Linked DNA regions of Mus musculus: region 1 is linked to region 2. The links are chromatin loops, found by intact Hi-C in ENCODE. Cell type or tissue: heart. All regions are shown on one strand.

What was found. Peaks named below come from ENCODE experiments on the same cell type or tissue, not always from the same donor. Only the 100,000 strongest peaks of a DNase experiment are listed, where the experiment ranks them.
Region 1: it touches region 2 in a loop (1.9-fold over the local background); 1 of 42 quality-filtered maps calls a loop at or near these places.

The regions. Positions count from the first base shown.
Region 1 is chr17:46,324,159-46,332,158 of GRCm38, forward strand. Abcc10 (ATP-binding cassette, sub-family C (CFTR/MRP), member 10) reads right to left here and starts at 3,865. Exons shown (of 21, transcript NM_170680.2): 1 at 3,614-3,865; 2 at 1-756. The coding sequence starts at 3,774. In heart, a CTCF peak has its summit at 4,094 (motif pointing left); a DNase peak (open chromatin) is centred at 3,873; H3K4me3 peaks cover 1,871 bases; H3K27ac peaks cover 1,430 bases.
Region 2 is chr17:46,700,432-46,708,431 of GRCm38, forward strand. Ppp2r5d (protein phosphatase 2, regulatory subunit B', delta) reads right to left here and starts at 4,571. Exons shown (of 15, transcript NM_009358.3): 1 at 4,402-4,571. The coding sequence starts at 4,428. It overlaps Gm52314 (a long non-coding RNA gene), which reads left to right and starts at 5,194. Exons shown (of 2, transcript XR_003952400.1): 1 at 5,194-5,277; 2 at 6,111-8,000. In heart, a CTCF peak has its summit at 4,674; DNase peaks (open chromatin) are centred at 3,760 and 4,640; H3K4me3 peaks cover 4,084 bases; H3K27ac peaks cover 3,098 bases.

The sequences.
Region 1 (8,000 bases), 380 kb before region 2:
AGCAGAGGCCCGGAGAATCCCAGCATGGTCCCCACCATCTTCAACAGTCCAAGGGCCAGGTAGCAACATCCAAAGGCCCTGTACAGGGCCCTCCACAGTTGGGCCCCCTCCTTCCAATGTGCTTGGAAAACTCGGGCCAGGAAGGCAGGATGCAGCCTGCGGGGGAGGCGGCAAGTGTCCCGGGGCTGCTGGAGCTCTCCTCGGACTCCACGAGCAAGCAAGGGTGCCAACCAGGCATAGGAAAAGCGTGACAGCCAACTCTCTCCATCTTCAGCTACCTCTGTTTCTTGACTCTCAGAGGACAGGAAGGGATCATGAGTCCAGGGCTCTTGTGGTCCCCCAGGGGCTGCCCAGCCCAACCCATAGGCCAAGACTGCTGCCAGTTGCAGAATGAGAAGACACACACGGCCCAGAGGTCCTGGGAGAAGTGGGGGCAGAAATGTACCTCGCTGGCAATGCCACAGCAGAGTTAGTACCAGGGCCGGGGTTGGTAGAAAGGCTGCCAGAGCCAAGGCCAAGGGTCCACGGGAACGGCCATGAGGGGAATGAACCAGTGCCCACAGGGCCAGGCTGTGGGTGAACCAGGCCACAGCTGTCACACACCCTGCTAGCACCTCTAGCCATAAGGGCCCTGGGCGTGACCCTGGAGGCAAAACAACTGGAAGGAGGTCTAGCAGTGGGAAGATGGAAAGGAGGAAGGATGCTGCGAGTCGGAGGCGCCAGCCAGGATTGAGAGCTGGGGAGTGATTGGTAGTCCTGGGAAAGAAAGAGAAGAAAAGAAGACCGCAGATCATGGTGACTCATGGCTCAGACACACCCATCACCTTCAACCAGCGGGAGGAGGTAAATTCCCTTTCTGGTCTGCACATGGCACTCCTGCCCTCCTTACAAAGCCTCTCCTTACAGGAAGCCTTCCTAGATTGCCCAATCCATTTTCTAATTTGCCCACAGGTTTTCTGATTCATTCTTTTGCCACAGGTACAAACAAGCCTGAGTTAAGGTTGTATGTACTGTGAAGATTCCAATGAGAAAAACCCACGAATTTTACACAAAGATACACACTTTTTATAAAAAGGGTCCACAAGAGAGTGCCTGAAAGTCACCTGAAACCTCCTAGGGAAACATTTACTTACCTGCAGCTCTTGTCCTGTAACAGGAGAACCTACATTTAAAAAAGTCTCAGAATATTCTACTCCTGTCTTTTCCCTAATTGTAAGAAGTGGTGTACATCACTGTGTGACCTCTCAGCTCAAGAGGAACTTCTTTCAGTTCTGCCTATTTCCTCTTAACATCACAACTGTTTTTCATAAACAACAACTGCCACAACAAAAGGTTTACATTAAGAATCAAAAACAAGAAACCAAGCCGGGCTGTGTTGGCGCGCGTCTTTAATCCCAGCACTTGGGAGGCAGAGGCAGGTGGATCTTTGAGTTTGATTCCAGCCTGGTCTACAGAGTGAGTTCCAGGAATAGTCTGGCTACACAGAGAAATCCTGTCTGGGAAAAAAAAACAAACACAGGGGCTGGAGAGATGGCTCAGTAGTTAAGAGCACTCGCTGCTCAAGGACAGCTGAGTTCAGTTCCTAGCAGCCATGTCAGAAAGCTCACAACTGCCTACAACTCCAGCTCCAGAGGCTCCTCTATCCTCTTCTGAACTCCACAGGCATTTGTGGACACACACACACAATACACTTGAACAATGGAAACAGCCTTTAATCACAGCACTAGTGAGGCAGAAGCAAGTGGTCAGTTTGAACTCTGTGAGTTCAAGGTCAGCCTGGTCTACTTAGCAAGGTCTAGGCCAGCCAGTGCTATATAGTAAGATCCTGGGCGGGGAGGGGGGAACCCTCAAATATCTCAAATATAGGCTGGGTGTGGTGGAGTACACCTGTAACATCAGCAGTTGGGAGCTGGGTCAGGAGGGCCATAAACTCAAGCCAAATTTGGGCTATTTAATACCTCATCTCAACACCCTTCTCCCCTCAAAGAGAATCAAACACAGGGTCAGTCGTGACGGTACAGACTTGTCATCCCAGGACCAGGTAGGGTGGAGATGCAAAAGATTTCCAAGGCTACATAGCAAAGCTTTGTCTTACAAAAAAAAAAAAAATCAAAGAGAAAAAAGTTATAGCAGTGACTATCAGAATGCATTTCCAAGTTCACATAAAAGAAAACTGGGTTGGTAGAGATGTTCTTGCAGAGGATCTGAGGTCAGTTCCGAGCACCCATATGATAGCTCACTGTCCTCTGTAACACTAGTTCCAGGGCACCCAATGCCATCTTTTACCCGACATGCATGTAGCACATATGAATAATTGCTGTCGAACACTCTTATGCATAAAACTCTTCCAGTATTTTTAAAAAGAATGAAATTGGGGCTAGAGAGACAGCCGGGCAGTTAAGAGCACTGGCTGCTCTTACAGAGGACCAAGGGTTCAGTTCCCAGCACTCACATGGCAGCTCATGGCTGTCTGAAACTCCAATTCCAGGGGATCTGATGCCCTCCCCTCTGGCCTCCTCAGGCATTGCACCCAAGTGGTGCACAGTCATACAGTTGGGCAAAATCAATCAACCAACTGATCAAAAAAGCAGAGGGTGAGGCTGGAGCCATATTTCTTTAATCCCAGTACTTAGAAGGCAGGAGCAGGCAGATCTCCTTGAGTTCTAGGCCGGGCATACAGAATGACACCCTATTTCAACAACACAAAACAACTCAACTGAGTCTGTTAAGCTCTTTGCAGTCCTAAAAAATGTTTATCTATAAACTAGACACTTTAGTTCCTTTTGTTCCCTCTCATGTGGCCCAAGCTGAGATCCCTCTGCCTCTAGAAAAGCTTAGACTAGACCACCCCTTTTTTTTTTTTTTTTTTTTTTTGACAGGCGCTCTCTTATTAGCCCTGCCTGGCCTGGAACTCACTTTGTAGACCAGGCTGGCCTTGGACTCACAGGCATCCATCCACCTGCCTCTGTCTCCCAAGAGTTGGGATTAAAGGCTTCACATGCCTGACCTGAGCAGGCTTGCTGTGGGTGTCTGTACTAACCTCTTCTAGGCTTTTGCTTCATTCTGCAAAAGGGACAGAAGGACTTAACTTGGCCATCCAAGAACTAAATATAAAATCAAGGCGAGTGTAGCACCAACACCTCACAACACAAAGCCAAGTTAGTTCTAAGATTTTGATTTCGTTACTCTTCTTCCTACAGCTTCTCTCCAGCAGAGTCTACATGGGCTTTTAGCCTAGGGATAGCAGGGCTTGCTGGATGGAAGTGGCGTGCCACTGGCCCTATACAAGCATCCTTTTTTTTTTTTTTTTTTTTTTTTTTTGCTAAAACGTTTATCTAAGTTTGCCTCCAATTCATGGCAGCTCCACTAGGACATTTAAAACTCTGCAAGAGAGATGCATTGGCAACTTTAAGGATATGACAGGCGCCGCACTCGGTGTTTAAACGCCTTGTGTCATTGAACCCGCTCAAAACTGCGGAGACTCCGAGAAGGTAGGTGGCTTGCTCAACTGAGTGCGAACAGTCAGCTTTTATTCTGCTTCTGCCCTACAGAGACCTCGCAATCCCAGGGACATCTGGGAGCGATGTGAGTTGGTGCCTCGTTGCAGTCTCACCTTGGGGTGCCCAAGTGGCAGGCACTGAGGACGGCGAGGAGCGCGTGGGGAAGGGCGCTGAGCACCAGCTGGGTGAAGCAGTGGCCCGTCGTGTCCCCTTCCCACAGCGGGAGCGGCCGCGCCGCGTCCGTGCCACACAGCTGGGCCAGGAGCCCCTCCATAGACACCTCACCCGGGCGGAAGCCAAGAGTGACAAGGCTCGGGGACTGAGTCCCCCGCTGAATCCCCGCCCCCTAGGCGGGACCGCCCCTTGCTTCCGCTTCGAGCTAGAGCCCGCCCATTCTTGAGGTACTTCCGGGGCTGGAGAGGAAGTCGCTGTCCCCGGGGCAGGCCAGTTTCTAGATCCTGGTACTTACGTTCACCCTCCTGTCTCCCGCACTTGGAAACCTAAGCGCCTTTGAGCTGTTTTAATATCTCAAGTGTTTGTGGGTGAGAAAGGACGCGCTGCCAGGTCAGGGTGCTGCGCCACGATGCTAGGGCCCTCTAGAGGCAGGAAGACCTGTTAACGGGTGCTGTTCGCAGTTTTTGGTTATTTTCGCCCATGGGGGTAAGGATGCTCTAACGCGTGCCAGCCTCTGCGCGTGCGTACAGCTCTGCCTCGGGGAGCTGTCCCGGGAGCGCGATGGTGTTTGCGCACGTTTCTGTCTTTTGGCTTGCGCAGTGACCCACCCAGTCCTGTCCTTGTGCAAATTCATTAAGACCCTGGCACGTGGAGCGCTCGCTCTCGCTTACCTATTGCATACTAGTTGACAAATGCACAGCGTTTAAAGAGCTGGAAATCCAAACATGCCTGCCACGCTGAGGAATGCTTGAGGACAAAAGGCTATTCCTGTATCCTAAGGCTACAAGATCTTGAAAGTATCCAACTTACTTGAGCCTTGGTTTTTTGTTTTTTGTTTTTTTTTTTTTTGGCTTTTTTTTTTTTCGATTGAGATGATAATACCAACCCAAGTATTGTGAAATTTGTATAATTTAAAATGTTTATGTCAAGGCCTTAAAATGTTTATGTCTAAAGCTGTGGCTCAAAGATTAAGAAGAGTGCTTCCTGCTCTTGCACAGGACCTGGATTTGATTTCCAGCACCCGTGTAAGAAGGCTCCAGCTCCAGGGATCCAAGGCCTTCTTGGTCTCTGTAAGCACCTGCACACACATACATATAAACTTTAAAAAAAAAGTGTTCAGGTCACGTGCTTTGCTTAGTCATTCCTAAATATTTCAGAGTGATGGGAAGAACGGAAACTTTTGGTTATCCAGATAGATGTTGGTTCGGACCCTGACCCACCAATTTTAGCAGCGCGATGAGATTAGTTTCATTTTAGCTTTATGTTTGCAAGGTGTATATTGGTACTGACTTCATGAGAGTGTTCAGTGTTGTGGGAATAGTTTGGGTTTTTTTCCCCCCAAAATATTTGCCTTCAGAAACTGAAGACCTTGAAACCAAATTAAAGATTTGAGACATTTAAAATTATGTACCTGTCTTGTTTCCCTACTGTGTATTCAATCTGTTTAAATTTATTTAAAAATATTTCTAGAAGAAAGTCCTTATTCCTTTCACATGCCATGTTTTCTGATATATATATATCCCTTATTAATCATACACACAGTACACAGATAAATGACATATTAGACAACAGAGACAGAAGGTACAGGGAGAGAAATGAATTCAAAATCTTTTTTTTTGTTGTTTTTTGTTTTTCAAGACAGGGTTTCTCTGTGTAGCCCTGGCTGTCCTGGAACTCACTCTGTAGACCAGGCTAGCCTTGAACTCAGAAATTCGCCAGCCTCTGCTTCCCAAGTGCTGGGATTAAAGGCGTGCGCCACCACACCCGGCTGAGAATTCAAATTCTTATTCATGGCTTAAACCCCTCCAAGGGGAAGAACATTTTTCTTTATTGATGAGGCATGGATACACAATATCCACTCACATGAAGATCTCCCTGAAGAGAAGTACTTCCATAGGTAATTGTGAAGATTCCCCTTGGGTCTCAATAAAAAGCTCTACATTTATTTATTTATTTGGTTTTTTGAGACAGGGTTTCTCTGTGTAACCCTGGCTGTCCTGGAACTCACTCTGTAGACCAGGCTGGCCTCAAACTCAGAAATCTGCCTGCCTCTGCCTCCCAAGTGCTGGAATTAAAGGCGTGTGCCACCACACCCGGCCTACATTTATTTTCCTTTTTAAAAACTTAATTTGTTTTTAGCCAGGCCGTGGTGGCTCACACCTTTGATCCTAGCACATGGAACACAGAGACAGGTGGCTCTCTAAATTTGAGGCCAGCCAGGTCTATAGAGTGAGTTCTAGGACAATCAGAGCTACACAGAGAAACCCTGTCTCGAAAAATCAACCAACCAAACAAACAAAAACTCATTTGTTTTTATTTTATGCGTGTGTGTGTGTGTGTGTGTGTGTGTGTGTGTGTGTGTGTGTGTGTTGCTTGCATATATTTTATGTGTGTGTCTGTTCAACACATTGATGCATTACCTGCAGAGGCCAGAAGAGGGAATTGGATCTTCCGGGACTTTACTTACAGATAGTGGTAAGCTGCCATGTGGGTGCTGGGAACTAAACTCAGGTCCTCCCCAAGAGCAAACTGTTCTCAGCCAGTAAGCCATCTCTCTAACCCAAGCCAGGAGTCTCTTCCTCTCCCTCCTCCTCCTCCTCTCCCTCTTCTTCCTCTTCCTCTCCCTCCTCCTCCTCCTCTCCCTCCTCCTCCTCCTCCCCCTCTTCTTCCTCTTCCTCTCCCTCCTCCTCCTCCTCCCCCTCTTCTTCCTCTTCCTCTTCCTCCTCCTCCTCCTCCTCCTCTCCCTCCTCCTCCTCCTCCCCCTCTTCTTCCTCTTCCTCTCCCTCCTCCTCCTCCTCCCCCTCTTCTTCCTCTTCCTCTTCCTCCTCCTCCTCCTCTCCCTCCTCCTCCTCCTCCCCCCTCTTCTTCCTCTTCCTCTTCCTCCTCCTCCTCCTCTCCCTCCTCCTCCTCCTCCCCCCTCTTCTTCCTCTTCCTCTTCCTCCTCTTCTTCATCTGATAATGCTACAGAAATGTTGAAAATTTAGCCAGATGGTTTAGTGGATGAAGTCACCTACTTTCAAGCCTGCGGACCCAAGCTTAATCCCCAGGCCTGCCTTGGGTGAAAGAGAAAAGCAGCTCTGACAGGTTGCTCTCTAACCTCTACACATGCCGAGTCACATGTGCCCCTGCACAGACACACACTCACACATGTGCACACAAACACACAAAATAAATACGTTAAGAAAATAGAGTGGGGCTGGACAGATGGCTCAGCGGTTAAGATCAGTAGTCTGCTCTTCCAGAGGTCCTAGGTTCAATTCCTAGCAACCACATGGTAGCTCACAGGCATCTATAATGAGTTCTGATGCCCTCTTCTGGGATGCAGGAGTACATGCTGATAGAGTCTTCATATATATATAACATAAATAAATCTTTAAAAAGAAAAGGGAGCTGGAGAGGTGGCTCAGCAGTTAAGAGCCCTGACTGCTCTCCCAGAGGTCCTGAGTTCCATTCCAAGCAACCACATGGTGGCTCACAACCATCTTTAGTGGGATCTGATGCCCTCTTCTGGTGTGCCTGAAGACAGCAACAGTGTACTCGTATAAATAAGATAAATAAATCCTTTAAAAAAAGAAAAAGAAAAGGAACCTAAATGAGCCATAACACTAAGACTCCTGAGGAGTCTTCTCCCTTCTCCTGCCTCTCCAGCATTCAGCACTCAAACCCAGCTGGACCAGGATCCTGCTCCCCATCCCTCTCCCCTTCCAGGGTCTGGAGAACACACAACCACAGGAATCTAGGCTGAATGTTTCCCAGTTCTTGGATTCTTGTTCACAGGACTGAGATAAGGGACCACACAGACTTACAGCAGTAGAAAGGTAGCTTTATTCAAGGGAAGCAGTAAGCCATAGAGGAGCGTGTCCCGTGTTCACATTGACTTTGACCATGGGTGAAGGTACACAAGAGACCTGTGAGTGGATTGACATTTTAAAAAGGAAGATATTTTCTTTGGCTACCCATCACAAAATCTCTCGCCAGTGTTGTCTATGCATTTCACACATCCCATGGCAAGTTTAGGAGTGGTTCTACCCATTGAAGGAATAAGAAGAAAGCTGCCCAGCTGGATTTAAGAGGCAATGGGGTTGTTTTCTTGAAAATTATTAAACTCGATCCTCCAAAATTACAAGAGAGATATTTTCATGGGCTTGCTAGACATAGCTTATCAGTTGTCTAGACGGGCTGGTCAGAGAGCTCCTGGGATCTTCCTATCTCTGGCTTCCCCCCAGTGCCAGGGCCCAGCCACACCCAGCTTCGGTGTGGGTGCTGGGGATTCAAACTCAGGTCACCTCGGTAACCGAGCATCACCCTAAGCCCCCAGACAGAATG
Region 2 (8,000 bases):
TGGCACATGCCTTTCTTTTTTTGTTTTGTTTTGTTTGTTTGTTTTTCGAGACAGGGTTTCTCTGTATAGCCCTGGCTGTCCTGGAACTCCCTTTGTAGACCAGGCTGGCCTCGAATTCAGAAATCCGCCTGCCTCTGCCTCCCAAGTACAGGGATGAAAGGCATGCGCCAACCACGCCCAGCCCTTGGTCTACAGAGCAAGTTACTGAACAACCAGGGCTATACAGAGAAACCCTGTCTCAAAACAACAAAAATAAGTAAAAACTCTACTGATCAATGCTGGGACACACAAGGAGATTCAGGACCTCTGGGGAGCTTAGGTTCACAATTAGGCATGACAATATTCTTTCATCTGTCTCCTCATTGGATCTTTGGGATTGGTGAGAGGTGCCCAAGGCTTCCCCGCTAGAGCAGAGCAGAAACCACCTCTGTCCCCTCAGGGTCATCCAAGACTTGGGGGCATTTATTTAGGCGACATAAACAGCACCCAGCCAAGAGGGTGCTGTTGCATGTAACAGGATGCTAACGGTCCAGAATCGTCCCACCCAAAAAACCGTTCAGATGCTCAGGCAACAAGCTCGGGACAGAGATGGAGGTGAAGTCCTGAATTTTTAACAAACTGTGAGCACCGATCGAAAGGTTCCCTTGGGAACCTGGCAACTGGCTCAGAGCCCTGGCTTGTCCAGCATCTCTTCCCATGCTCTGGGCCAAAACAAAAGCAACCACACAGAGACAGGATGGGGAGAATTCGGAAGAGACTTAAGGATGTAGCTCTGACTGCAAGTACAATACAATCAATGCTGTGGCACAGGCTGCAGGTCGTGGGACCAGCCAGGCAGGTGACAGACCTGTGTGGAGTGCATGGCTTGAGGGTACCAAGCTCGAGTTTGGTTTAGTTGTGAGCACGTGCCGAGGAAGGGGCAATAAGAAATTCTAGTTTCTTAAAGGGAAAGGCAGCCCATTCTAGCAGTGTAAAAGCTCAGCCAGAGATGCAACAGCTGCAGAAACCAGGATGTTAACAATAGAAGGGAAGAGCAGGGGAAGGGGGGTGGGGGGGGATCGAGATGAACAGCAGAGGAAGGGCTGCGTGTGCGGCAGAGACACAACTCAGAGGCATGAGAGAAACGGGCTAGCGTCCACAGGACAGACTGAGGCCAGCGAGGATGGATTTTTCTCACGGTGCGGTTGCGTGGAAACAGACTGCCCCGTGAGGCTGAGCTCCCAGTCCTGAGCATCTGAGCAGCGGCTGGATGGCCTCCCCTAATGCATGATGCAAAGGGATTCAAGCCTGAGATGAGAGCTGGATTGGAGGACCTTAGAAATCACTTCCAGCTCCGAGAGTCTGCAATTCAAGCAGCCAAGCCCCTTCAGGAAGAAGTGTTAAATCAAATGGTTTGACTATGGGGGCAAGCTGATCTCAGAGAGAAGAGTTCTGTGTGGGCTGGAGCAGGGGGGAAGGCTTTCTGGGGGTGGAGAGGGAAAACCATTCCCGGATGGGGAGCAGCTCGAAGCTCTGCCTAAGGAGGAAGGGGCTCCTCTGGGCTGAGCACTCTCCCACTGCCTACTGATCAGGCTGGCCATACTGACTCCTGTCAGTTGCTCTCAGCAAGTGGTGGAGAGGGGGGGTGGGGGGGAAATGCAACCAGGACAGGGCCCAGCAGTAAAGTGACACAGGCACACAACAGTGACAGCACACAACAGACACAGGCCCTCCAACAAAGCTGACCCACCGCCACTCAGGCTGGTCTCTGCTGGATCGTGAGCCGCCTAAGCTTCCGGTACCCTCCACCCACCTGATACTCATCTCTCAGGGAGTGTGCCTGAGAGGTTCAGCTGCCTTGGTGTGTGGGTGTGAGTGGGTGTAGGGGAACAGGGCCCACGAGCCTCACTCCCTGTCTTCTAAAGAACAGGTGAAACACAGGCACTGTGGCCCGGCCCAGCTGTCGCATGACGGGAGGCACTGGACTCTCGGGCCAGCACTGTGTTTTAACCTCAGCGCTTACTACTTATGTGCGAGTGGGGAGGTGAGGAGCCTCTCTCGGCCTCTTCTTCCTCACCTATTAAACAAAAACCATGATAGGACCCACTTCCCTTAGCCCAGTGTCTGGTACAGAAAATCCAAATGCCTAATACCGCTACGATGAACAGGAAAGTGGGAGGGGTACCTAATGCAGGAAACCTTTTTTTTAAAAAGACCTAAATCCAATCTTAAAAGGGAAGGATGCTCATCTCACAAAAAAAGACTGACTCAGCACCAGCCTACGAAGCACCTACTATGTGCTATGTGTAAGGGACATGCAAACCTGCACACAGTTTCATTAATACCTCAAGGAGGATAAAACGTGTCCACAGTTCATTCCCACCCAAGGCTGAACACATAAAGTCTGTAAGTGAGCCCAAGTGAAGGCCCAGGAAAGACTTCCCCAGGGAAGCAGGGAAGGATAGCGAGGAGAGAGGGGACAGGTGACAGATGAGCAATAAAGGGGCCTCCACCCACCTGTCTCTGTGCCTCCACCCTGGTACACCTCAGTCACACTGTCATCTCTCTCCCCCTCAGAACCTGAAGGAGGCCAAACGCAGCCCAAAATCCAGTGCAGGAGATTAGCTCTCATAAAGGCCTCCCTGGCTGCCTCCACGCATCCCGGTCCTTCCTGTGCCCTTTCTCAAGCAAAGCACTCACAGCCTGACGAAGTCTAAGAACGTCCCCTCTAATTCCCAATCAGCCGCCAGACAGATGGGACAGGATCTGGTCCACAGACTAGAAACGACAGGCGCTTAAGGAGATCACCCCTTCCTCTGAACTCCACAGCCCCAGTCCCGGGCTTAGCTATCTTGAGTGCACAGTTTCTATTGCTGGATGGCGCCCATTGGCAAGCCCACTCCCCAAGGATAAGACCCAGGTAGGGCACACAACTTTGCCTGGCTCACCACCCCCTGTCCTGTGCTCTATCTAACTCTCAGACCGAGACAGTGACAGCCCAGAAGCAGAGCCTCCTGGCAAACACACAACAGCCCCGGGATAAAGAGTTTGACTGATATGGTTAGAGATGGTAGCCCAGCATCCATCAGGGGAAAAATGAATGCAATCCACCTCTGGGGTCATCAGGAGAGTGGACCACGAGACCAGGCCAGAGCCAGCCCAACACAAGGGGCCAGCCCAAAAGCTGGGGAGTCTGAAGACCAGTTCCAGCCTCCCCAGCTGAGTCTGCTTCTCAGAAGAACCACAGATCAAGCAAGAGCAGCAAACAAAGGGAAAGGCAGGGACAGGTCAGGGTGGTTTGGAGGCAAAAGATGGCAAAAGACGGTAACATCAAGAAATGGCCTGTGGGGTTGGGAGTGTAGCCCAATGGTACTGCACATGCTTAGCATGTGCAAGACCCTGGGTCTGATCTCTGCCACTGCAAATAATAAAGAAACCGAGTGTACTGGACGGCAGAATGAGAAGAAAACTAAACAGAACAGGCCAGAAGAAAGGGAGAAATCCTGTCCTGGTGCAAAAAAAGGAAATGCAAAGGTTATCCTAAGGAATACAGGGAGGAGCCTCTAACAGATTAGAAACCGAGTCCCGTCTAGGGTGAACATGGAAGCCAGCTGATGCCAGTTAGGCACTTGCACAGAAGAGCCCTCCAAGTTGGGAGACCTGATATTGCAGCTGGGCCTCCAGCAGGATGTGTGACCTTGGACAAGTCCCTTCCCCTGACCCGGCCTCAGTCTCCTCATCTGTACCACTAGCATGCTAGTCTGCATGTGCTCCAAAGCTCCCTTCCAGCACAGACGTTCTGGGGTTCCATCAACAGAAGAAGGGCTCGGTCCTGGCTTACAAGTTTGTGTGTAAAGGAAGACTCGAGGGAGGGGCCTAGGCCAGATTTGGGCGGAGGAGAGAGAAAGCAGAGCGGTTCTAGGTCAGGGGCTTGTCGTGGGGGGGCGGGGGGGGGGAAGGAGGGACTGTACAGAACTGTGGAGAGGCCGTCTTTTAAGCTGGTGAGGAGAAGAGGGAAGGGGCTGCTCAGGGCGGGGGTGGGGGAAGTACTGGAGGGAAATGCGGTCTTAAATGAGCACTGTCCCAAACCGTGGGGGATCGGGGACAGATAAAGGCGGGGAGAAAAAGCAAGGGAGTGAGCCGGGAGTGGAGCAGATCTGGAGGGGGCCGGGGATAGGAGCAAAGAGGAAGGGAAGAGGGATAGGTGGGGGGAAATCTGTCCGGGCAAAGACGGAGAGCTGTCCCAGCTGCTGCACGGACTGGGGGTGCTGGCAGTCGCGCGGCCCTGGGGCTGGCCGCGGGAGTGCTGCGGGGGGCCGGACCAGAGGGTCAGTCTGAGGCTGTCCCGGGCCTGCCTCGGGCCCCTCCCAGAGCTGCGCGCAGGCCCGGCGGCGGAGGCGCAAGGGGAAAGGCCACGCTCACCTTATCCTTCTTCAGTTTATAGGACATCTCGGCCGGTCCACACCCGGCCCGGCTCCTGCGGCCCCGCTCCGGCTCTGCTCGGCCACACTCGGCCCGCTCGGCGTCTCTTCGCCACCGCCTGCGCGCTGCGCCCGGGCCGAGCCGTGGCTGCGCTTCCAATTGGCCCGAACTCTTACAAACCTGCCTGAGAACCAGGAGCCGCCTCCTCGGATTGGTCATTGGAGCCAAGCAGCTTCCCTTTTTTCTCATTGGAAAGAAAGAGTACAAACCGCCAGGGTTCGGCTCCCAGAATTGGCTGGAGTGGAAGGTCCCGCCCTGAAAAGGGTCGGGCTTCGTGGAGGAGGCGGAGCCATGGGGAAACCCGAGCTTGGCTAGCAGATCTGTTCTCCGGCGTCGCCTTGTGCGTCGTCCTCTGCTATTCTTCAGTCCTTTGAGCTCTGCTCCTTCCCTCCAGAAGTGGCTCTCATGTTCTCCCCTGCTCTTCTACCTGCCCTGCTTCGTACGGACTGGAGGAAAAAGGCCCTAACACGAAAAGGGCACCTTTCTTCACAGGAATTTAAAGTAGCTCAAATTGCACACGTGAAATGATAGAGAAGACTCCCAAGGGTACTCCCGGGCATTCATCAAGTCTGTCCTAGATCACAGTTGCAGAGGAGCAGAGGGGAAAGCCTATCAGCGGTGGAACCGGGCTGAAATAAAATAAGAAACCCTGGTTTGCTGCAGCTTCAAGACGTGGGTCCCTGTAGCTGCTGGAAGGGTGCTGGAATCGGTAAAACAGCTGCGTTTGGAGCCACTGAGAATGAAGTGAAAAAGCAGCCTCATCGTTCCCTACCTGAGCCCTGAGCCGCCGCCGCACCCAAGCTAGTGTTCAAGTGGGTAAGACTGGGTTCTTGCCCTCAGGTAGTTCCCACTCTAATGAGGTTCACAGACTCGTATTAAGAGACGATTAAAATACAATCACATAAATTACACAAACCTCAGAATGACATGGAGGAATATATTTTAGTTATCCTAGTAGCCAATAGATTACATTAAAGAACTGGAGGAGGTCCATCAAAAATAAATCTGCGAGCTGGGTGTGATGGGTTTGCCCCTGTAACCCCACCTCTTGGAAGATAGAGGCAGGATGATCAGGCGTTACAGACCAGCCTTAACTATAGCCAGTTGCAGACCAGTTTGGACTACAATAAGAACCTCTTAAAAGAAAGAAAAAAAAAAGACAAAAAAAAAAAAAAAAAAAAACCTACCCGCCACCACAAACAACAACAACAAAGAAACAACTCTCAGAACTAAAAAGTTACAAATAAGCCTGTGGCCGTTTGTTCCCCAGGAAAGAGGTCTTGGATTCCCCCAGGAGCATGATAACCAAACAATAGTCAATCATCCTTACACAAAGAGCAGTAGCCCCAATATTGGGAAAGATGGGGGCTGGGAAGATGGTGCTCTTCCAAAAGACCTGAATTCAGTTCCCAGCACCCACATTAGCTGCTTCACAATTGCCTGTAACTCCAGCCCCAAGGGACCTGATAGACACATGCATACATACATACATACATACATACATACACACACACAATTTTAAAACTTCAAGAACAGAATGGAAAAAAAGACAAGGCTCAGTGGTTAAGAGTACTTGCTGCTCTTCCAGAGGACCTAAACTAGGCTCCCAGCCCCCACAACAGCTGGCTCACAACCACCTGTAACCCCAGCTCCAGGAACCTGACGCCCTGCCCTCCTCTGGCCTCCCTGGGCACCTGCATAGGTGGCATACACACGCACAGACACACACATGCACGTGAATGACTTTAAAAACCGGAATGAAGAAAAGCGGATGAGCTCCGGAGACGTGTACAGTCAACGGGATTCGGTGAGTCACTGGATTCGGGGAGACAGTATCAGGGAAAGGATGCATTGAGGGTGACTCCTAAGTGATGAAAGATGGTTAGAGGGAACTGGTGTCACAATGGCCAGAGGCAGGTAGAGTCTGCTAAACACTGAATAGAACACTTTGATTTTGCAACTAGGAGGTGTCGGGTGATCTCTGCCAGGGAAGCTTAAGCCAAGTAGGAGCTTGGAGTGCCTTCAAGAGTGAGCACAGGGTAAGGCCAGCACGGAGAGGAGCCTGGCTCTCATACAGAATTGCATTTTGCTCGGTGACTAACACTGAGTTGAGGGGAGCACACAGTGAGGCTGCATTTCTACTATTGTTTGCATGGGGAAGAAAGGTGTTTGTTCGCTGGTGGATATTCCTATCTGTACAAGTGTAACTGAGGCAGTTGTCCTCTGATGGAGCTGATCAACAGATGTCCTTGCCCATACCCAAAACCTCAAGATGCACTGTAGTCCTGGGGCATAAACTTGCCACTGACTGTGTAGCCTCTTTAGACCTGCAGACCTTGGTTCCTCTAGGAAGCAGGGGACAGAGACACATAAAGTTCGGCTGCAAGTGGGATTTTTTTTTCTTCTCTGTGGGAATCCAAGTCCCCAGGGCCTTCTTTTTTGTTGTTCTTGCCACAGGGTCTTGCTATGTACCTCAGGCTGTCACTGAACCTGAAATCACCTCTCCTCAACCTCTAAAGTGCTAGGATTACAGTACCACAGTGGGCAGTCTGGTTTGCATGCAGTTTTACAATGTAAAAGGAGGGACTGGGATTGGAGCTCAGTGCTTGCCAGGCATGTGTGAGGCCCTAGGTTAAACCCCCAGTAAATGTGTGTCTGAATGCACCAATGTAGCCAGGCATGATGGTGCACATCTCTGATTCTCAAACTCAAGAGGCTGAGGTGGGATTGCCATGAGTTCAAAGCCATCCAAGGGTATACGGAAAAACCCTGTCTCAAAAAAACAAACAAACAAACAAACAAAAACAAACAAACAAACAAAAAAAAAACAAATCAAAGCCAGGTGTGGTGGCACACGCCTTTAACCCCAGCACTCGGGAGGCAGAGACAGGTGGATTTCTGAGTTCGAGGTCAGCCTGGTCTACAAAGTGAGTTCCAGGACAGCCAGGGCTATACAGAGAAACCCTGTCTCGAAAAAAACCAACAAAACAAAACAAAAAAACCCACCACCAACAACAAAACAAAAACAAAAACAGAACAAATCAAACCCAGTACTTGAAGAGTTGGAAGCAGAAGGATCAGGCTCCACAGTGAGTTCAAGAGCAACCCTCAAGAAACCGAGAAGAAAGTGCAGTCTGTGAAAATACCATGGCCATCCTCAGCAGCAGCACTTGCTGCAGGAGCACAAGAGCCTGAGCTGCATCCTCGAAGCTACCTCCAGCATCCTCGAGAAGGACCTGGGCGTGGCCAAGCGTCCACAATCCCTGCACTGACAAGGACAGGCACAAAAGAACTCCTCTGCTTTGCTGGTCAGCCAGTCTAGCCAAATGAGTTAACTCTAGGTTATAGTTGACATGTTAGAATAGCGGCTCGTGTCTGAACACAGCACACTAGGCCAAAAGAGTTCCAAGTGTAAAAGGATTATTGGGGGCTGGAGAAATGACTAAGTAGTTAAGAGCACTGACTACTCCTCCAAAGGTCCTGAGTTCAAATCCCAGCAACCACATAGTGGTTCACAACCATCTGTAATGAGATCTGGC